3 separate regions of the Homo sapiens genome follow, and regions 2 and 3 are each linked to region 1. A link is a loop called in an ENCODE intact Hi-C map of the cell type or tissue named here. Cell type or tissue: mammary epithelial cell. All regions are shown on one strand.

Evidence for each region. Hi-C counts contacts between places; a loop is a spot of excess contacts. Peaks named below come from ENCODE experiments on the same cell type or tissue, not always from the same donor. Only the 100,000 strongest peaks of a DNase experiment are listed, where the experiment ranks them.
Region 2: a loop joins it to region 1, with 22 times the contacts of the local background. A loop is called at or near these places in 3 of 110 quality-filtered maps.
Region 3: a loop joins it to region 1, with 13 times the contacts of the local background. A loop is called at or near these places in 35 of 110 quality-filtered maps.

What each region holds. Positions count from the first base shown.
Region 1 is chr13:34,073,244-34,081,243 of GRCh38, forward strand. It overlaps LOC124903153 (a long non-coding RNA gene), which reads left to right. Exons shown (of 2, transcript XR_007063754.1): 2 at 6,130-8,000. Among named protein-coding and RNA genes, the nearest start is that of RFC3, 260 kb to the left of the region's middle. In mammary epithelial cell, a CTCF peak has its summit at 4,071 (motif pointing left); a DNase peak (open chromatin) is centred at 3,298; H3K27ac peaks cover 268 bases.
Region 2 is chr13:33,720,889-33,728,888 of GRCh38, forward strand. No RefSeq gene overlaps it. Among named protein-coding and RNA genes, the nearest start is that of RFC3, 93 kb to the right of the region's middle. RefSeq lists a silencer at 3,057-3,226. In mammary epithelial cell, a CTCF peak has its summit at 3,139 (motif pointing left); a DNase peak (open chromatin) is centred at 3,103.
Region 3 is chr13:35,153,172-35,161,171 of GRCh38, forward strand. It overlaps NBEA (neurobeachin), which reads left to right. Exons shown (of 59, transcript NM_001385012.1): 19 at 2,603-2,684; 20 at 2,912-3,035; 21 at 3,907-4,099; 22 at 5,845-6,861. Among named protein-coding and RNA genes, the nearest start is that of NBEA, 210 kb to the left of the region's middle. In mammary epithelial cell, a CTCF peak has its summit at 4,169 (motif pointing left); no DNase peak of the experiment used is centred here.

The DNA of each region.
Region 1 (8,000 bases):
TCCGATATTACTATATCTACCCTTGCTCTTTTTGGTTACTGTTTGCATGGAATACTCTTTTTCATCCTTTCAGTTTCAACCTATTTTCATCTTTGAATCTAAAGTGAGTCTCTTTTAGGCAGCATATAGTTGGATCATGCTTCTTAAATCCATTCTGCCCATCTCCATGTTTTGATTGGAAAGTTTAATGCATTTATAATTAAAGTTAATACTCATAAAGAAGGATTTACTTCTGTCATCTTTTGATTTATTTTTTATATGCTTTATAGATTTTTTGTCCCTCATTTCCTGCAAGACTATTATTTTGTGTTTAGTTGAGGTTTTTTTTTTGTAGTGAAATGTTTAAATTTCTTCCTTGTTTTCTTTTGTATATATTCTTTAGCCATTTTCTTTGTGGTTATTATGGGAATTAACAACCAAAACTTATAACACTGTAATTTGAACATATACCAGCTTAACCTCAATAACATACAAAGATTCTGCTCCTTCAGCTCTGTCCCCACCCCTTTCACTTGTTAATGCTACAGAATTACATCTTTACATACTGGGTGCCCCAAAACATAAACTAATAATTATTAATGCATTAGCCTCTTAAGTTATATATGAAACAAAATGTGAAGCTATAAACCAAAACTACAATAATATTGCCTTGGCTAATAATTGCGGTTTTTAAAAAGTTATTAGCCTCTTAAATTACACAGAAAATAAAAAGTAGAGTTACACACTATTGTTACAATAATACTACCTTTTACAATTTTTTATGTATTTACCTTTACTGGATATTTATGTATTCATATAGCTTCAAATTACTGTCTAGTGTCCTTTTATTTTAACCTGCCAGACTCCCTTTAGCATATCTTGTGAGACAAGTATAATTCACAAAATATTGACTGGTTTTCTTTTTCCCTTTGCTATTTGAATACATTAGCCCACTCTGACCCACAGAGTTTCTGATGATCATATGCTAATAATATTATAGAAAATTCCTTGTATGTGATGAATCACTTCTCTCTTGCTACTTTTAAGATTATTTGCTTTTGGCTTTCAACAGTTTGATTAAAATGTGTTTCAGTGTTGATTTCTTTGAGTTCCTTCTATTTGGAGTTTATTGAATATCGTGAATGTTTCTATTTGTGTCTTTCATCAAACTTGAGTTAAGTTTTGACTATCATTTGTTTCAAACAATTTATCTATCTTTTTCTCTCTCTTCTTCTGAGACTTCCAAAATGTGTGTGTTGGATTGCTTGATGTTATCCCATGGGTTCCTTAAGCTCTGTTTACTTTTATTCAATCTTTTTTCTACTTCTCAGATTTGATCATTTCCATTGTCCTATCATTAAGTTTATCACTTCTTTCTTTCACCCACTCAAATCTGCTTTTGAATCCCTCTAGTAAATTTTTCATTTTTATTATTGTGCTTTTCAGCTCCAGAAATATTTTGTCTTTTTAGACTATCTATCTCTTTACTGGTATTTCCATTTTGTTCGTACATTATTTTCTGGACTTTCTCCATATCTTTAATATGGTTTTTTAAAACTCTTTTGCTAGTATAACTTTTATCAGGTTGTTTTCAGGGACAATTTCTGTTGATATATTTTTTCTTTGAATGGGTCATACTTTCCTGTTTCTTGGTGTGACTTGTTATTTTTTGTCGAAAACTGGATATTTGAATCTAATAGTTTGGTAATTCTGGAAATTACATTCTCCTACTTCACCATTCTTGGTTATGTGTGTGTGTGTGTGTGTGTGTGTGTACACTGTTACAGGCTGTCTCTGTACTGAGGATAAGCCTGAAGTGTACACTTAAAGTTTTCTAGCGCTTCTGTGACCCCGTGCCTTTTCCTGGGCATGTGTGGTGATCTTCTAATTTCTCCCAGATATCTGATACTAGAGGTACACTGGGGAGATTCTAAACTATTCAATTGTGCCTATGGCATGCATGGCAGAAATTACTAATTGATTTTGGCTGTCTTTGATACAGAACCCCAAAATGGCTTTAGAATTATTTCCAACACAATACTAGATTATTACCAATTCTACCAAAGTTTTTATTCTAACTTTGATGTTTTTTAAATAAAACACTCCAAAGGATTTGAGTCATTTAAAAGCGCAAAGCAGACACTGTAGTACAATAGATGTTATTCTTTCTACTTCCTGCCCATATAGTCTTCCTCTTTAGCTTTCTTTTTTCCTTTTGTGTTTCTGTAGATGCTACTAACATTGAGATGACTATAATTTTTAATGATAAGCAGAAGATTTTTAAATTTCTTGCTCCAACATGAGAATCTACTCACTCTGGCTACTTGCTTGGTACATGGTAGTAAGGTTGCTATTTAATAGCTTTTCCTGAATCTCTATATATTGAGAGTGTGTAATAGTCAACTCAAATTATTGCTTTTTAAATCTATTGTTCTCTATACCTAGAGATGAAATATCCTTTTTTTATATGTTAGCTTAATGTCATGCTGTGTTTCTGTAGCAATTATTTGTATGGAATTACCCGGTAATTTCACTATACTTTCCTTCAATGTAGACAGAAAAGATTATACCATCATTTCACAGTGTCTCTTTGATTTGTCACACTGGGCATTAGGAACTACTTTTGGAAAAAAAAGCAATGAAGCAAAATTGTTTCTCTTTTCAATAGAAAAATTCTGTTTAAGGAAATAAAAGTATTTTCCTTATGATAACAGATGAAAAAATATACCTGTCTCACTGCTGGTAAACTCTTCCAAGATTAGAAGGTGCCTCTTTTCAACGTGACTGGCATATGAATAGAAGGTGTGGAAGCCATTGCTATTGGCAGGGGAAATCAAAGATTTGGCATTATGGGTTTTCCTGCATTTCACAATAATTTCAGTGTCTGGGGGCTAGTTCCTGGGAATTTAGCCTCTACTCTAGGAAAAGGTATGGGTGAAGATGCTGGGGGGTGGGGTGGGGCGGGGCTACTTTCCATTGTAGCTACTTGGAGGAGAGAGGGACATTTGGCAAATTCCTGCTAAATGTCAGGAGCTTTACAGCCATTATTTTTCTTGGTCTTTTCAATAATTTCGCAGAAAGTATTATTTTTTCCAGATGAGAAGACTGAGGCTCAGAAAGATTAAGCAATTGTTCCAACTGCCCATATTTAAACAGAGGTTGCATTGTAATTAAAATGAGGTCTGGATCATAGCTAAACATCCCTTCAGTTTAACTAAAATTTTGCATGAATCTTTTAATCTTTCATTGATAACCATCTCCAAATGACTATTCATGACTAATCTTGGCTTAGCATAGTACTGCTACAGTGCTTTCTCACTTATTCTCATAGCCTGACTACAGATTGCAAAGTCAAGTACTCTTTCCCCACTCTTGACAATCCATTCATCTCCTGTGAGTATGGATTTAGTGACACCTAATGTCTTGAGAGCTTGGGGGGTCAAGGAGAAGTCTGCCCTTCAATTGTCTTAAGCCAGAGTGGCGAAGAAAGAGATCTGGTGCCGGGCCATACTCCCCAGTCTCTCTCAGCACGTCCCATGACTTTTTCTAATATCCACTGCTGTCTTTCCATTCTAGAAAAGAGAAAGATGATCCAAGTATCTGTATGGAAAACCTAAGGCATTGGGGGTCTCCTGGGAGTCTGAAGCAAGAGGACTGAGATACCCTCAGAGGTATTGAGGTACCCTCAGTAAAGGGCAGCAAGACATGACTCCTGAGGAGAGTGGAAAAGCCAATGTTTATTCTGGCTGCCTTCAATTCAGTCATTGCATTCCACATCTCTCTCAGGCCTTCCTAAGGTCCCAAATGTGGACAAGTGTGGTATGAATAATCTGTATGACACTAAATATTTCCTTTATCCAGGATGGGGCAAAGAGGAACTTTATATAAATAAATATCAAGGGGAAGTGGTAACATAGTTAACAAATGGCAGCTAAGTTACTTTCTGATGACTGCCCAAGGTCTCTCAAAGTACCATTTCTGCAAAGCATGTTGTTGTAATCAGCCTTCTTGGATTAATGCTCAGAGGCAGTAAACAAAACACAAAATAAAAAAATATATACATGACAAGCAGCTGGCTAGTACCATCTAGTGGTAGCAAAGAAGCAATAACTTTTAAAATGACCTTTTAAAATGCGGAAAGGGGGAGACTGAAACCATCCATTCCTTTCTGGGGACATGAATGGTTTACCACGAAGGTGTAGAGCTTCATTTTTGTCCATGGGAGCTGGAGAGTGGCTCAATGCCAGGACGCTTTTCAGAGAGAAGACAGCTGAGAGAGATTGAGCTGCATTTCGAGATGGGCTTATTTCAATGCCTGAGATAGGGGCACATAAAATTGCACACATAGCTCATTTTCTGTTTGGTTGTCTCTTGTGGGAAGGAATGGTGCTGCTGATCTCTGGGAGAGTTTGGGGGTTTCCTGAAAACCAGCTACTTTGTTTATAAACATTGCCATTCAAAATCCAAGTCCTGGATAAAACTCTGGCTGTGGCAATTGGTTTTGGAGACTTTGTTGTTTGTGACACCTGCCTCCTTGTATCTTAGGCAGAGTTTCAGAGCAGCAAATGCTTGCATGACATTTCTCCAAAGGATTTTAGTTGATGATCTGCATTCCACTGAGCAAATAATTGTCATTGCTATGGTTTATTCAATACCTACTGTGTGCCAGGTACTGTGGTGAGCCTTTTAGCTGCATTGGCTAATATGATTCTCAAGACCATTTTGAGGCAGGTATTCTTTGTCTCATTTATATAAAAGAGAAGTGGGGCTCAGAGAACTCATATGACTTGCCCAAGATCACAGAGGTCATGGAGGTCGTGCTGGGAGTCACTCGCACGGGAAGGTATCTGACAGCCACTGTGGAGGATGAACTTACAGCTTCAGCACCGTCCCTATCCTCAGAAAGCTTATGATATTTTTAGGAAGGTAGGACATGCACAAAAATAGAAATATACCATGAGGGCCTGTGCAAGATGGTTATGTTTCTGGAGATTGCTGACAAGGCTATTGAGTCTAAGAGACAGGCTGAGACGTCAATTCCCCTATCCCCATATGAATAGGCAGCCAAGCCACCCAGAATCATTCGCAATCTCTCCTTCCTCATTGAATGATGTTTAAATGTGCCTGACTTGTTGATCATCAATGAGGTGGCACCTGCTGGAGTAAGAAAATGTTGTGATCAAGAAGATGGATCTGGTGCCAGGACAAGGTGGACTAGAGTAAAGATTCTGGGGCCAGGGAGATTCATTAGGAGGAAGTTGTGAGTCACTCGGGTGTCAGGAGATGCACTGAAATGAAGAGACAGCTGTGGGGATGGAGAGGACGAGCTGACAGGCCAGACACTGTAAAAGAACCAGAGAGAGTAATTGGGCCCTGTTCCTTGAAAGATGAGGAACAAATATGACTGGTGAGAAGGGGAAAAGGCTGTGTGGGTGCTTCTGGGTGTGTGTGACAGTAGGTGTGTGAGTGCAGATGTGTATTTGATTGTGTGTGGGGCAGTGTGCAAGTGTGAGTGTGGGTGTGAATGTGTGTGTGTGTGTGCATCAATGTGTGTATATGTGTGAATGAGTGTGTGTATCTATGTGTGAGTGTGTGTGGGCATGGATATGTGTGAATATGTGTGTATATGAGTGCACATGTGTGAAGGTATGTGTATGTGAGTATGTGTGAGTGTGTGTGGGCATGGATATGTGTGAATATGTGTGTATATGAGTGCACATGTGTGAAGGTATGTGTATGTGAGTATGTGTGTGTGTGTGTGGGCATGAATGTGTATATGTGTATGTAAGTGTGGATGTTAGTGTGTGTGTGTGAATAAGCATGTGTATGTGAGTGTGTGGGTGGGTGGGAATGTGTGACTGAATATATGTGTCTGTGAATGTGAATGTGTGTGAGCATGTGTGTGTGTGTGTGTGTGTGTGTGTATGGAGATCTATCAGGAGAATGTTGTACCTGGTCTCTGAGTTGTTTGTAGAAATGGGAAACAGCTTCTTTTCTCTAACCCATATTGTTTGAGCAGATTGAGCTCTCTAAAGAGATGTTTTTATATAAACTAAAACAAAAGGTGTCTCTTTATTGGATGTGGTAGACAAGAAAACAAAAATTGGAACCAACATCCTATTTTCCTTATTATGTTCCTTTGATTTCAAGGCAAATGGTCTCAATCAAGACATTCCCCACTCTGGACTGAAGGGGCTGGTGGTGGACACCATGTGAATGACCCACCCTGAAAATGACTTGAAAGTTACAAGGGCAGAGCTCCAGCTGACGGCAAAAAGGAGACAGGCCAACTGTAAGGTTTCCACTTTGTGACCCAGGTTTAATCTTCTTACAGTGTGCACTGCACACACATTCACACATATACAAATACACATGTGCACATTCAAACACAAGCACACAAATTCGCATGTGCACATACACACATGCAAACATATAAACACATATGTACACATGGAAACACACAAAAACACACACACACAAATACACACCTATGCAGACACAGGTACATATACATACACATACATGCACACATACACACACAAACATACACACACATATACACAAACACACACATGTACACACACAACACAGCAGTGCTTACTCAGAGGGAATTACAGCAGAAGCAGCAGGAGGTGTTTACTTCTCACTTGATACACAAAACCCAGGCAGAGAAAAACATGTACTTATTATTAGCACAACTTATAAAATCTTGCTCGGGTGTGCAAAATTAGTAATACAAGGAAGTGGAACTATTTTATGGCCAGGGTTTTCTGACCACTATGTCAATTAATTTATATAGACCCATACATCCTATATTAAGTGTAACTTTCATTCCCTCTTTCCCGTGGTGAATGACCCAAAACTTTTAGAAAACTCTTCAGACAAGCAATAAAATAAATTCATCGTTGTGCATGTTGGGTTTGAGGTGATGGTGGAACATCCTAGGTTTGAAATGATTTCTAAGGAGCAGGTTGGAGTGGAGCTTGGGTGAGAATCAGGGCTGGAAATATGAATGTGGAAATGAGCAGCATAGAAGGACATTTTTATTAGGAATTGGAAGAGCTCACACATAATTCAGAAAAACAGCACCACCGGGAATGTCAGCTAATATTATTAGGTAAAATCACTCAAAGAATGCCAGCATTTAATGAAGACCCCCTGAATGTACTTTTATTAAATTGCAAGTGATATGCTCAAAGGGTACTGAATTTGTTGATGCAAGTTTACTTTTTTTAGTCACATGAAATTAGGTTCTCCCTCATTTGTGAACCACTCCCTTAGAGAAGGGCTATGTTGAGATGACCCCAAACTACCAAGTTGTAATTAATTTGGGGCTTGCAACAGGCCCAGCAAGTGATATAAATTGCTCTAGAATTGAATTATGAGTAGAAATCAAGCATAGGCAAGTGAGGAGAGACGAATATGGAGACAGGAGGAAGAGAAACTTATTATTATGCTGTGGCCAATTTCATTATGCTGTGAAGGTAAGACATAATTTGGAATCATTAATAGTTATATGAATCCCTTCTGAACTCTTGGGTTCTGAGGTTAGTTTTGCACTAGTAAAATAGTTGCCATATATGTCTGACTATAAGGTGAGTTTATCATTTTTTCTTAAACAATTATCACTTAGAGAAGAGGGACTTTGATATTACATGGTATGGGCTTTATTATTAATACTTAATTTTGAATAATAAAGATATATTTGGGAAAGACACATTTGCCTGAAAATACCTTAAACAATGCTAATTTTGAAAATTTTTTAAGGTCAGCTGATAAAATTTTTTAAGACAAAAATTTAGCATAGTTTAAGTTTAAATTATTTTAAACACAATTTAAATTGTAACATTTCACTTGTACCCCTGTGTATATGATCATGCAATTTCAAATGTTGAATATAAGGAAGGCTTAAAGTTTCAAAGATTACTTTTAGGAGGAATACAGTAAATGATAATGTAGAGGTTGCAAATAAATACCTATAAGACACACAAAACAATTTTCTAAAAAAATATACACAAATT
Region 2 (8,000 bases), 350 kb before region 1:
ATTGCTATAGCAAAAATACCATGGAATAGTATAGTGGCTTAAACAACAAACATATATATTTCTCACAGTTCTGAAGGCTGGGAAGTCCAAGATCAAGGTGCCACTTCTTGGTTCATAGACCAGTATATTCTTGCTCTGTATTTACATGGTGGAATGAGGATGAGGGAGCTCTCCTGGATCCCTTTTATAAGGGTGCCAATCCCACTAGGAGAGCTCCACTCTCACGACCTAATTACTTCCCAAAGGCCCCATCTCCTAACACCATCGCCTTAGGGCTTAGGATTTCCACATATGAATTTGTCGGCGGGGAGGATAAAAACATTTAGTCCATAGCAAAGATTGCTTTATCTTTTGGAATCCTTAATTCCACGCAAGCAACACTTGCATGCAGTTTCCATTTTATAGATGAGGTATCTCAAGTTCAGAGAAGTTCAGTACCTTGACTAAGGACAAAACTAAAACAGAGCCGACTGAAGAATTGCAATCTTTCATTGTAGTCTACAGTTCAATAACAACACTGAATAGGGGTTGTGGGTAAATAAGGAATGAAGTTTTCTGTCTCCAAGGAGAAGGCATCCTGAGTCTTTGGGAGACAGCAGTAGTAATGGCAGTGAAAGCAGATAAACCTTGTTCAAAACAGGTTATCTGCTTATCAAAGCACCAACTACTGAGACATCAACTGATTTCCTCATGCTCAGAGCCTGTACACAAGAGGAACAAAGTTTGGTACCAAAAATTGGTGTGGTTCAAAGAAGTGGGGACTATACAATAAAGAAAAGCTGTATTGTTCTAAGTAAATTTTCTTTTGTATTTCATGAGGTCACAAATAGTTCTAGCATTTTTCCCCCTTGGCTTTCTTTTGGAGAGGACATTACAAATGATAGTGATTCGATGACAGACATTCTTTTTCCCCAAGTGGTTCAGAGCATTCCAAAGGACACAAGGCTATTTTTATTCAGTGGAGCTTGGGACTCTTGGTAGGAAAAGATCTGCAGTGCTGCTGTCCTTCTGATAAAAGGAACAAACATGTTCTTGAACAATCTTGAAAGGATGACACAGCTCATGGAAAATCCAGGAAATGCAGATGTTATTACTGTATGAGAATCACAAGACATGATCTCAGAGATAATTTAGTACAGCATGATTGAGCAGCAGAGGAATATGGAAATTTGTAACTGATAAATGGTGGTAGCTGGGCCAGATTTTGAGAGGTGGTTTGAAAGCTTTAACAGACAGATTACTTAAAGTCATTTAATGGATTTCAGCTCCAACACTGACTTATTTTAATAAACGAAATGCTAATTTGGGCCTCATGCATTCTTTTATATATTCAATTCATGAGGTTGGAAACATTGATCTTTATATTCCTGAGAAACAATTTAATTAGACCTGTAAATGGCTCTTAAAGTACAAATAATGAGAACCAACTATTTGGAAGTGACTTCAAGACTGGCTTGCAAAGAGTGTATAAGTTTCTATTTGATGGTGTAATTACCCATTTGCAAGAGTCACATACACAGGCCAAATCTCCTAATTGATTTACTTAGTAACATGTAACATTGAGGTCACATTACATTAGCAAGGGGAAATGGAAGGCAGAATTATTTACCTTGATACTATAAACGAGAATAAACAAATGATACTTCAATTATCTGATTCTTTCAAATGAGACATTTGAGGTATAAGAATCTGAATTGCATTGTTACTGAATTTCACATTGATACTAGACAGTCTCAGAGTCAGAAAGCCAACGTTTTACATAGAGACTTTAGAGACATTTTTGTCTGTGTAAGTAACTTTTATACAGCTCAATTTGCCAGTATGTGACTTATCTATTTATACATGGGCCAAGTACTTGACTAGTTTTTTAACTTTCCAGTTTTATAAAAATGAAAGTGAAAGAGTCCAAATACTATTTTCATAACTGTCAACTAATTCATAGTTACAGTAACCAGAAAATAGAATAGCGTGTAGGCATTGGACTGAACACAAGGACTTTATTGGATTTTCTTTACTATAATAATATTCCTGGACTTCCCAATTTCATGTGCTTGAAAAATTTAGAAAACATCTTGCTGTAAATCCATACTGCAGATTACTCAAAGGCTTGGGAATATGATTCAAGAGGAAATTCTTTAGATCTGGGATAATTCACTTCTATTTTTCAAGGGCTTTTGTTTTAAGGATACCTGGAAAATCATAAAATCAGATGGGATTTAAGAGTTATTTAATCTAGTGGTACCTATGCACCAGTCATTAGATCTGTGCTGGGCTGCCTGCCTACACATTTTTAGCTAATTTCCATGTCTTCAGACAAGAAAAATGTTTTCCAAGGAAAACAGTTCTTTTGGATTTTTTTTTAAGTGCAATTTCTGGGCCCTGCCCTAGATTTTCTGACTGAGCAAATTTATAGGCAAGGCCCTGGAATCTGTATTTTTTTAAAAAGCTTCCCCGGTGATTTTGAGATCCAGCCATTTGTGGAAACCCACTGATGTTAGTCCAATCTCTTTGTTTTCCAGATGCAAAATCTGAGGCCCACCTTGTCCCAGCTAAGCAAGTGAGGGAGAGGAATCCAGAGCCCTGACTTGTAATTCATTTTTTTTTTGTGTGCTTCTCATTCACTAGGCACATCTGCTGATCAAATCCTTCCCATACCCTCTGGATTCAGAACAAGAGGAAGTGCACATATGTCCACAACAATTTCCCAACACTAGGGAGTATTGATTTGCTGGGGGAGCAAGTGGCATCTCCCTCCCTGGAAAATTTTAAAACCAAAAGAAAAAGTTTAACTGGCTGATAATTTATAAATGAAATCCTCTCTGAAGATAGGAAGATGGGCTAGATAATGTTTTATCTCTTCTAGCCCTAACTTTCCATGCTCCTATAATTTAGTAACAAAAGGAACCCATGCACTTTCTTTTTTTTTAAGACAGTTTCTCCAGAAGCTTCCATGTGTGGAGAAACTTACTCTCTTCCTCCTTCTTCTATTTATCTTTTCTTATCTGAAAGGAGGACTACACTGTAAACATCTACATATGCAAAACCCATGCCTTTGGTACACACCTACCACTTTCAGATCAAACCGACAGCCTAAGTGGCCAGGCTGGCAGCTGGTTTAGGATAAATACAACAGCACCACCTTGTGTTGCGTTTCTGGGAGAATTTACCACTTCAGCAGGACAAAGACTTGGGCCGGGATGGGTGGCTCAGGATACAGCAACTATTCCTTTACTTTCCCTGCTGGGAGCAAATGCTAGCCATTTCGAAAAACCTTTTTGTTTGTTATCAGCCTACAATTTTCTTCTATAAATTCTGTAATTTTTAAAATATAAAAGGTAGCTGAGAAATGGAAATGCAGAAATAAACATATATTAATAAAAGCCTGGGTAAGCACAGTGCTATAGTAAATATTGTAGAGAAAAAGTTAATGTCAGCTTTTATTGCAAAAGACTTGATAGTAAATGTACATTTAATGCTATTGTGATTTAACACTTTCTCTAAAGATTCTCCCATATTTGGGGAGGTAGCTTTTAAACTATGTATTTGCCTATTAAGGGAAGAAAAGAATGTTTCACTTTCTCATAACCATTCTGGGTGAGCCTGGATAAAGTCTTTGTTTTCCCCAAGTATAGTTGTAGATTCACATATATAAATATATATAGATATATATGAATATATATATAATATTCATATTATACCTTGTATTCCCCAAGCATGGTTGTAGATTCATATACTATATGTGTACATATATAATATACATATGCACATATATATTTGCATCTTTGCTGTGGAGCAAGCTAAAAATTTAATATGTGAATATCAACATGGGACTGAAAGACCATAAAGACCAGAAAATCGACATATTTGCTAAACAAATATGTCAAATGTCTGATATTTTCAACAGAAAGAACATGACTAATTAAGGAAGATTATTTCCAGTTGTAATTTGAAATGTCAAGATTAGTGTAACAAATCAGCAATTCTTTGTCTCTGAAATCATCTGGAAAATTGAGCTAAGGCCTTACAAGCTACACATTATTATGGGAAGAGAAGTTACAGGATTAGAAAGTAGCAAACCAGGCATTCGGGGCCTTGCTGGGGCTGGCCATGCAGAAAAACTTACCCAGAAAATCCTGCAGAAAGCTCAGTAATGTTACTTTTAGTTGTAAAAGAGGATTTGGTCTTCAAAGTTTATTTGCCATTGTTCACCCAGTCTTTAGCACGTATATTTACTGTGCTGAGCTAATAACTTTGAATTAGACTTTACAAATAAGAAGGAAAAATTATGTCTTAGTTCCTCATGTGCTTTCTTGTGGAAGGCCAGACAAGTAGCACATTTGATTAGGCAATATTTCTAAGTTTTGGATAATTTTTCTGATATTGTATTCTCCAATTAAATTGTAATCTAATTTATAAAAATACTAAATATATAGTTATGAAGGGTGCACTACAATTTTAAAGAATGTGGAATGTTCAGGTGTGAATCATGAACTTGGAGGGCTTCTAGTAAATACCAGTTGGCAAATACAATGTCATATCAATATGAAGAAAATGCTCTTCTTTTCTTCAAACAAACGCAATCTCAAAAACTCCCAAGGGCTATTCCATTTGTGTACTTATCAGTCACTTGACTGCTTTCCTAATCACTGTTTTCTAGTCCCAGTTCTGTGCACAAAGGAAAGTTCCACCCCGTTCCCCAACCCTGCACTCAGGATCACTCCCCATCAAATGGTGCCTACCTGGAGCAGAATGTTGATTTCACACTTGCTCCAAATGTTCTTCTTCCTTCCATTAGACTTTCACTTAAAATTTATTTTTTGGTAGAATTTGAGTTCCAGGGAGAGTATGGACTTAATTTCTAGTGGCTCTTAATTCTGTACTGCCACCCAGATGGCTTCCAGCTACATGGCTTTTTTGTCACAGGACAAAGCAATGACTGTGGATAATGAAAAAATAATAATTTTCTAGAATGGTGGAATAATTTTAGACACTATTAGTGTTTATTAATTGGGTTGTGTATTAGTCTGCTTGGGCTGCCACAGCAAAATACCCCAGACTGGGAGGCTTAAAGAACAAAAGTTTAGGCCGGGCAAGGTGGCTCACACCTGTAATCCCAGTAATTTGGGAGGTCAAGGCAGGTGGATCACCTGAGGTCAGGAGTTCGAGACCAGCCTGGCCGACATGGTGAAACCCTGTGTCTACTAATAATACAAAAAAATTAGCCAGGCGTGGTGGCTTACACCTGTAATCCCAGCTACTTGGGAGGCTGAGGCAGGAGAATCGCTTAAACTCGGGAGGTGGAGATTGCAGTGAACCAAGGTCGCGCCATTGCACTTCAGCCTGGTGACAGAGTGAGACCCTGTCTCTAAAAAAAAAAGAAAGAAAGAAAGAAAGAAAGAAAGAAAGAAAGAAAGAAAAGAACAGGACAGAAGTTTATTTTCTACAGGTTCTGGAGGATAGAAATCCAACATCCAGGTGCCAGTAGGGTTGGTTTCTGGTTGCAAATGGTCACCATCTTGCTATGTCCTTACATGGTCTTTTTTCTGTAAGCATGGAGAGACAGAGAGAACGCTGGTGTCTCTTCTTCTTATAAGGGCACCAGTCTTATCAGATTAGGACCCCACCCTTATGATTTCATTTAACCTTAATTACTTTGAAAAGCTTATGTCCATATATGGTCACCCTAGGGTTAGTGCTTCAACACATGGAATTTTAGAGGGGACACAATTTAGTCCCTAATAGATGGTAACATAACTTGAACCTGGGAGGTGGAGGTTGCAGTGAGCTGAGATTGCACCACTGCGTTCCAGCCTGGGTGACAGAGCGAGACTCTGTCAAAAAAAAAAAAAAAAATCACCGAAGTTGGATAACCACAAAATGGATGTAATAACACAGCCCTGTCCTAACTTGGTTCTGACAGTGTCACATAGGAAAAACGTTTTAGAGTTAGAATTGCAACCTCTTGCTTCCAAGTGCCTATTTTACGTTAACTACTATGTTTTATTTTCCCAAATCTTCAACATTATGCTTTTAGAGGCAATTTTCAGAACTAGGTTTTTTTTTCTTATTTATACGCTGAAGTGTTATATATGTGATAAACAAGAAGACAAAATGACAGAAAGGAATTAAAGTCAATATAATCACCCCTGTTAAGCCATTATGTGTTTCCATTAGAGCTTTTCACACTAGCTCCATAGTCTAAGTTATTTCACTTCTCTGAGACCTGGCTCTTCCCTTGAAAATATATGATTAATAGTCCCCATCTTAAACAGTTGACCTGAGGAGTAAATGAGAATATACATATAAAAGGTTCCATGAGGACACAGCAGTAAGTTTGCCATTTGCAAGTTTTTAGAACATAGCAGACTTCTAACAGAAACAATGTTATCCTCTGTCTTACTAAGTTTTATAGTATGATTTTCCATTGCCTGAAATCTCTAATTCTGTAAACCATCCGAACTATATTTAAGTAAAGTAGTTCACTTGTGCATTTTGATAGAGTTTGATGTTTGCTTCTTCTATTTTGAGGAGGAACATGCCACCCACTCTTGGATGAAGTGGTGATTTAACTATAACTATAATACAGATATCTGACTCAACAACTGGCTGGAGTTCTGAAAGTAAAACCATGCAAATCAAGGAGATGGTAGCCAGCCTTAAATTCTCTATTGCCTCATAGTAAATTTATCTATAACATCCTTTGGAATGCTCAGATCGCTTCTAGTTATATCAAGATCATCAGTAAGTCTGCTCAAGAAAAGCCAACCTCCTCTTTCTTGGTCAAAAGGTGGGTTTAAACTTTTTAAATTTCGGTATCTAAAGGCAATTTTTAAAAAAGTTTTCAATGTTTTTGAAAGATTGAACTTTCCAGATTTAAATATTTTTTCATACTCTTAACCAAGTTGTAAAGTTCTGAGCCTGTGGAGGGGTTGGGGGTTGAAGGATAGAGTTTTCATATACCCATATGAAATGCACATACATAATCACATGCCACAAACCACAATCACTGTTAGAACTGTACAGTGTGACCTTGATAGGTACGGGCCCTGCTGGCACAGGACTTACAGATTGGTGGGGCAGAAAAATATTAAAAACTACACAAATGGCCAGATGGATACAAATATGATAAGAGCCATGAAGGAAAACATTTAGTTGAAAGCACTGCAATACAAGTGAGTCCAATATATGTCAAGTACAACACAAAGCATCTTCTTTGCATGGGTTTTACTACTTTCTAGCACATTCTTGCAGTGTTCTTAGGTAGGCAGCAATGCTGTAAGACACAGTGAGGTGAAAATTAGGAGAAAGTAGTGACAGAATATTTTTCCTCTTAATGTAAATTGTGAAGGAAAAAAATTCCTCTACAAAAATTCCCGTAGTCTAAACTCCACATTTTCAAAAGTCCTTAGAGCCATGGCAAGTTTCCATGGAGCACAGATTGAACTCTCTCATGTAGAAGAATAACCTACTTGTTTTCAGGAGAAAGGCGGGAAAAGTGCCTGAAACCACACCCACTAATGACATCAACAATTTCCAGAAGGAAGGCTCGCCCATAAAAAGGGTGCCAGCTTGGCTGGACAGAGAAAGCATGATGGTGGCCCCACCCATGATGTCAGCCCTGGGCCCTGACCGTACAGAACCTTCACACTGGGTTTCTTAAGGACCAGTTGCCATCTTGTCTCCTCCCTCCCCACAGCCCAAACTCAAATGCTAACTTTGACCTTCCTTCCTGCCCCTGCTGTGTCAGTTGGCATGTCTCAGGACTGTAGCAAAAGAAAGCTGGATTTTTTCCAGGAATAGCTTCAGTCTTGCTCAGATGAAAGGCAGGATGCCAGGGCGAGGTGATTTTGTTATTAATCAACCTTGATTTGCAGAAGATGACACAGATGCCAGGTCTGTGCTTTAAGTATCCTTTCAGCAGTGCTGAAAGTCAAATATTATTCAGCTAGGTTCTAAGCAGGCAGTTTAAATCATGCTAAAGGCTGTGCCATTTCAGTGCT
Region 3 (8,000 bases), 1.1 Mb after region 1:
ACAGGTGCCTGCCACCACACCCGGGTAATTTTTTGTATTTTTTAGTAGAGACAGGGTTTCACCGTGTTAGCCAGGATGGTCTCGATCTCCTGACCTTGTGATCCACCCACCTCGGCCTCCCAAAGTGCTGGGATTACAGGTGTGAGCCACCATGCCTGGCCACATAGGTTCTTAATGATAGTCTATCATGTTTTGTTACTTTATTGGGGCATGCATTTATGCCTGCCTCCAGAACAATAATTAAATAAATTGCTACTAGAAATGAAGTTGCACCTAGCAATGTATTTTCAGTCTGCAAACATTTAGCAGAGGGAGGGCACATAACTGGTTATTAATAAATACATGTTGAATTGAGTTTCTGAGTATATGTTTGTCATTTTAAAAACCTTTATATTTGAATATGTTATAGTTTTCAAAGCACTTTCACATATGGAGCTTTATTTAATCTTCCTAGCAGTTTTATTAGATAGGCAAGGCAGTTATTCTTTTCATTGTTAGATGATAAAGTAGGGACTTAAAAAGACAATATAAAAACTGGTGACACTTTTGTTTCCTGTGCAATGTGATTTCTTCTCTTTTGGTTGAAAACACTTTAACTATCACGGGAGAGTAGGTCCTGATTTCCTTTAAGCTCGTCTGAAGTTATTTTGAATCCTTTATTTATAACCACAATTTTCTTGGATCTCATCCACTGGGCTATAGGTACACACCAGGGTCTTCGGGGCAAGTTGTTGTGAAAACTACTTATACGTATATACCAAGCAATAAGTGATTGTTCTTTAGTATATGGTTTTCAAATAAATTTTATCTCGTGTCAACTCCGTTTGATTAGGAGTGCATGTTTGGGGTCCTTTGTTTAGAAAGTTGTGAAATGCTGTTTAGTTTTAACAAGTAAGTGTTTAGTTTCATCAGAGGTATGAGAATGAGGGGAACGGGGGTAATTAAATGCTATATTCTTTAATAAAGTAGGTCAGTTTTTATTTCAGGTCAATATCTTTTTTATGAACATTCCTAATATACTTATGTAAATGTCCTGTCTTAGTCTGAGCAGAAGGGGAAGGAAAATGAAACTTCTGGATGTCGTGGTCCTTTTCTAATCAGAAGAGACCATCCCTCTCTCTCAATTTGCTTTTTCCATCTTCAGCTTCTACAATATAGCTATGTTCAATTGTCCTTTCAACTAACGTTGGTGGTTTTGCAGCAGTTTTTGTACTTGACTTAGGTTTAACTGTTTATTCAGAATTTGCCATGTTAAAGCTAAACAGGAAATTAAATCACAGATATAAAATGATGTCTGTATTAAATATAACCTCATAGGGTTTATGTAAGAGATAAACACAAACTCAAGCCTAAAATACAGTGAGCAGTTGTACATACATTATTGATATATAATTAGGTTAATTATTCTTTAATTTAACAAATATTTACTGAATGCTGTTGTGTGTCAGGCATTAGTGCTGATTACTAGGAATATAACAGTGAAGATGATGTTCAAAATCCTGCTCCCACATTTTAGTGGGAAAGTTAGTAAATGTTTTAGAATTTTCTCTTTCCTTTATTTGGTCAACTGTTTTTTTGTATTTGAAAGGAATAATTTAAAAAACTCATTAGTAAATGACAATGAGCCACATTGTTAGGAAGAACTTTCCCTTGTCACACTTACTGAAGTAGGGGCCAGATGTGGTGGCTCATGCATTTAATCCCAGCACTTTGAGAAGCTGAAGCAGGAGGATCTCAGGAGCCCAGGAGTTCAAGATGAGCCTGGGCGATAAAGTGGACCCCATCTTTACCAAAAAATGAGAAAAATAATTAGCTGTGTGTGTTGGCATGAACCTGTAGCCCCAGCTACTTGGGAGACTTAGGCAGGAGGATCACTTGAGTCCAGGAGTTGGAGGCTGCAATGAGCCATGATTGTGCCGCTGCAGTCCAGCCTGGGGGTACCATAGTGAGATTCTGTCTCTAAAAAAAAAAAAAAAAAAAAAAAAAGTAGTTCATAAATAATTTTAGGAACACTGAAAAGGCATTTCAAACAATAAATTCATTAATTTCCTAATCTTTCCTTCTATAGATACTGGTTCTGGTTTTGTATGTATAAATAATAAATAAAATTTGGTGAATACAGAGTTAAAGAGTTTAGAAGTATGTGGAATTCATTAAAAAGTCTCTTTAGGGCTGGGCATGGTGGCTCACACCTGTAACCCCAGCACTTTGGGAGGCTGAGGCGGGTGGATCATCTGAGGTCAGGAGTTCGAGACCAGCCTGATCAATATGGTGAAACCCTGTCTCTACTAAAAATACAAAAAATTAGCCAGGCGTGGTGGCACATGCCTGTAATCCCAGCTATTTGGGAGACTGAGGGAAGAGAGTCACTTGAACCCATGAGGTGGAGGTTGAAGCCAAGATTGCACCATTGCACTCCAACCTGGGCAACAAGAGTGAAACTCCGTCTTGAAAGAAAGAAAGAAAAAAGTCCCTTTAGAAGAGATGTTTCTTTTGGTTTGGACTGCATTGACATTTCTTTTGCAGGTTCATTGTATATCTATATTTTGCAATTATTATTTAAATTGTTTTCTAAATGAAGTTCAAATTCTTCATTTTTCAGATCTTGACAGAACAAGTATGTACTCAGGTCGTACACAAACCACATCCAGAGCCAGATTCTACAGTGAAAATTCAGAATCCAAGTGAGCAAATGGCAGTTCTTTACTGTATTGTGGTAGGCGCATGGCAACATATGAGACTAAATCAAAACTTTTCCTAACCCCTTAAATCATTATGGTGTTTACCTAGTTCATGACAGTTTTAACTCACCTTTTATAGTGTTAAGTATTTATTTGAAAGTTGGTAATACTTTTTGAGTTGAACATAGGATATGGTTACAAATCTACAAGTTTTTTTTCTTTGTTTACAGTGATTCTTAAAGTGGTGGCAACTTTGTTAAAAAACTCTACACCAAGTGCAGAGCTGATGGAAGTTCGTCGTTTATTTTTATCTGATATGATAAAACTTTTCAGTAACAGCCGTGAAAATAGAAGGTAAGCAGTTTGGATACTGTAACAACACTTTATTCCATAATTAATATTTTCTCTCTTTTAGATTTTCAATTCATTTCAAATCTTTTCCATATTGCTAAATACTTTTAATCATCAGAAAAGGCATTTTATGTTTCTTTGACATAATCTGTATTCGGTATTCTTCTATTTATTTTTATATTATTTTTATTTTGTTACGTGGATATTATATTTTAATTGTATATATGAATATACATATAAACAAACTCTTATTTAGAATGTAATATCCCTTTTAGTGGTACCTATCTATCACCAATGGAACTTTCAGTTGTAATTGTGTTGGATTTCCCCATTTTCATCTATGCTTTCCACCCCATATTTCTTATGGCCGAATGTTGTGCATTTTTAAGCTAGTTAGCTTGAACATGGGGTAAAGTCTGAGGCCATGAACTCTGGGGTAGTCATTGCCTGAGTCTATAATTTAACAAATATTGATTGAGTGCCTACTGTGTTCAGTGTAAGACTTTGTGCTACACAAGATAGTCTTAGTACACAGTCTCAGTACATTCCAGTGGGAAACCATAAAGCAATGATTAATGTATAATGTGTTAAGTACATTGTGAGTGCTAAAGGTGGTGAGAAAGTAGAGAAGCAATAAGTAAATCTGACTGTGAAAGTTAGGAAAATGATTTTGAATGATAATTAGGATTTTTCCTGGTAGAGAAATAAGAGAAAGTCATTCCAAGTATAGAATATATAACGTGCAGCATGACTGTACACCTTGCTTTACTGAGGTCAGATCATATTTTCACTATTTTATTTATCAAAGTTTCAAAATAGTAAATTCTAACTTAATTTGGATATTTTTAATGAGATCAAATTTTTTTCTCCCTAGATGCTTATTGCAGTGTTCAGTGTGGCAGGATTGGATGTTTTCTCTTGGCTATATCAATCCTAAAAATTCTGAGGAACAGAAGATTACCGAAATGGTCTACAATATCTTCCGGATTCTTTTGTATCATGCAATAAAATATGAATGGGGAGGCTGGAGAGTCTGGGTGGATACCCTCTCAATAGCCCATTCCAAGGTAACACGGGATTTAACATTTTAACATCATCAGAGTTATTGCAGTGGATTAAATGGCTACAAACATGCATCTGGTGCCATCTTGTGGGCATCTTAGATTTTGACAGATTCCTGTATCTCAGTTTTGTATTTTTCCCTCATTGTTCATAGACTGTTAGAACTTGAAAGTGGCTTATAGATGAATTAATTCAAACCCCAAATTTATAAATCAGGAGTTTTATACCCAAAGCTGACATACATCTGTTTTATAGCAAATCTGGGAACTTTAATCTGAGCCACTTGCTCTTTCAACTGGTTCTTGGAAGAATATTTTATGAAATAGTCTCTGAAATATACTTTTTAAGACTTTTTTTTAAGAAGTCAGATTTTTTTATTTCCAAGTGAATCATAAATACAGTGTTTAAGTTTAGTGGTATTTTAATTGCTTTATCTTTTCTTTATTTTTAATCTTAAAAATCTGTATGTCTATTTTAAGTATTATTTGATCTTTGGTAAAATGAAATAGTGAATTAAACTGTACAAGTATATACACATTAGATTCTGGAAATTCAGAGTTATGGGTTTCTCATCATGAAGTGTTATAGAAGAAGCATGGGTGTCAGAAGTATGGCTTTTAATTTAGTCTGTGCCATAATTGAGTTTTGTGATTTTAGGAGACTCATTAAGTCTTCTTGAACACGAGTTAGAAAAAAATGTTTAAAAGGATAGATAGTAAATATTATAGGCTGTGTGGGCTCTATAGCCTCTGATGCAGCTACTCAACTCTGCCGTTCAGTGTGAAAGACAATACATAATGTAAATGAATGATCATGGCTTTGTTTGAATAAACCTTTATTCACCCAAAGAGGTGATAAGCAGTTTTGTCCCATGGGCCTTATGTTACCAACCCCCACTTTTGGGACTTGCTTTCTTCTTCTGTAAAATTAAGGGGATTTTTGTATTATGAGATATTCTTTAAAGGATGGTCCCCCCAATCTAAAATTCTGTTAACTTATTTAAATATACATTAATAGAACCCATGTCTGTAAGAGAAAGTCTGTGAACTTTAAAAAATATTAGAAAAGCTTTTGTTTCAATTATAAATTTACATTTTGTGAAGTATTGACACCTCAGATTTATCATTGCTTTAACAAATTTGAAAATAGCAAAGAAAAAGACATTGCAGGTCTTTGTGCAAAAAAAAAGTATTCTGATTATTAATAAAGAAGCCTAAGTAAAGTAACAAAGCCAAAACAGCTTATATAAGGATAAAACTGTGATATTTTAATAGCTTGTAAATTTATATATTTAATGATATGTGTGAATTTTTTAACATCAGTTGTTGGGAAGGGTGCACATATGAGCAATAGATGGTGAAAACCAACATAGTAATAGTACTTTGGTTATTGTATATTATTAGCTGCTTATTCTCTGTTTAAGCTTACATAAATGTGTGGAAGTTAACTGGCATATTTGGTTTGGGTAACATTGAAATACTTAGCCTAAAAGAAAATAGCTTTTAATATTGCTGAGTTATCTGTGTGATTTTGGCAATCCTTATAATAAATCATATATAGCTGTATTTGTTGATTATTTCCAGTTACTTAATGAAACTAAGCACTTGCTTTAGGACTAACAAATGCCAGCTTTGAAGTCTTAAACTTTCTGGCATTATTTTTTCTATTTCCACAATTTAATTTGTATTATTTAGTTTTTTCTTTTTGATATGTACAAAATGCCTTAATGTTTTCTTTACTTATTCCTAAGGTCACTTATGAAGCTCATAAGGAATACCTAGCCAAAATGTATGAGGAATATCAAAGACAAGAGGAGGAAAACATTAAAAAGGGAAAGAAAGGGAATGTGAGCACCATCTCTGGTCTTTCATCACAGACAACAGGAGCAAAAGGTGGAATGGAAATTCGAGAGATAGAAGATCTTTCACAAAGCCAGAGCCCAGAAAGTGAGACCGATTACCCTGTCAGCACAGATACTCGAGACTTACTCATGTCAACAAAAGTGTCAGATGATATTCTTGGAAATTCAGATAGACCAGGAAGTGGTGTACATGTGGAAGTACATGATCTTTTAGTAGATATAAAAGCAGAGAAAGTGGAAGCAACAGAAGTAAAGCTCGATGATATGGATTTATCACCGGAGACTTTAGTAGGTGGAGAGAATGGTGCCCTTGTGGAGGTTGAATCTCTGTTGGATAATGTATATAGTGCTGCTGTTGAGAAACTCCAGAACAATGTACATGGAAGTGTTGGTATCATTAAAAAAAATGAAGAAAAGGATAATGGTCCATTGATAACATTAGCAGATGAGAAAGAAGACCTTCCCAATAGTAGTACATCATTTCTCTTTGATAAAATACCCAAACAGGAGGAAAAACTACTTCCTGAACTTTCTAGCAATCACATTATTCCAAATATTCAGGACACACAAGTACATCTTGGTGTTAGTGATGATCTTGGATTGCTTGCTCACATGACCGGTAGCGTAGACTTAACTTGTACATCCAGTATAATAGAAGAAAAAGAATTCAAAATCCATACAACTTCAGATGGAATGAGCAGTATTTCTGAAAGAGACTTAGCGTCATCAACTAAGGGGCTGGAGTATGCTGAAATGACTGCTACAACTCTGGAAACTGAGTCTTCTAGTAGCAAAATTGTACCAAATATTGATGCAGGAAGTATAATTTCAGATACTGAAAGGTCTGACGATGGCAAAGAATCAGGAAAAGAAATCCGAAAAATCCAAACAACTACTACGACACAAGTAAGCTACCTTATATGAGTTCTAGAAATAAATAAAAATGCATTGAAGAGTTGTTAGCACCAAAACAGAGTAATTTCTTATCAGTTACTTCATGTTTATATTGAATTATAGTATAATAGTAATTTATGGAACTAAATAGTGCGGTATAATTTCATGTATGTAAGAAACTAAAAATATCTCAATTATATTTCCAACTCTGCCACATTCTTCTGTGTAACTTTGCTCAACCTCTCTGGGCCTAAGTTTCCTTATCTAGTACAAGAGGTTGTACTAAAGGATGACCTTTAAGGTCTCTGCCAGTTCTAACATTTTATAACTCTGTGACTACATTTACACATTTTGTACTCAAGATCTTCATTCTGAATACTTGATTAATTTTAACCTTTTAAGCTTCAGGCCCAACCCTGTTCTGTGGATTATAGAAAAGAGGACTTGGAGCCCAGATTGAACTGATAAATGAAGGGGAAGGGAAAAGGGAACTGTTATTTATCCAGTGCCTACTATGTTCCGGGCACTGTGCTATATGTTTTCAGATTTAATCCTCACAACAACCCTGTGAGGTAGGTAATATGGCTGAGAAAAATTAGAATTGTTAGCAGTGAGAATTTTCTGTTCAACCACATGAATAGAAATTTGTTATAAGACAATTAAAGACTCTTAGGTCTGGTTGTTAGGAAATGTTAGTGCTTCAGTTTTGACCTCACTGGAATAAAGCTAAAAACAGATGATGTTTTCTGATATGGATTTTAATTGTTGAGCTCTGAGTTATGACTGTTTCTTTATTTTCTAGGATAAATAATACCTTATGGTTAAGAGTTGAAGAAATAAGAATACATTTACCGTTAATGACTTGGGTTTTGTTATCCTCTGGGTGCCCCACTTGCCTTTTAATGTCATTGAAAATACATTGAATGTGTTTCCATTAGGTTTATACTATGAAGAGTAAACCATGCCTGTCTTGTGTCTTTGTACTCCAGTAAGAATCCTTCATAATATATCGTGTGTGGGGAAAGTATTTTTATTTTTTCTCTAACTGCCAATTTCCATTTTTGTGGCAGTTGCATTGTAGTGATAATTGGCAGGAGATGAGCATATTGAATTAGATACAGATGTAAAATAAAGGAAAACATCGTGCGTTG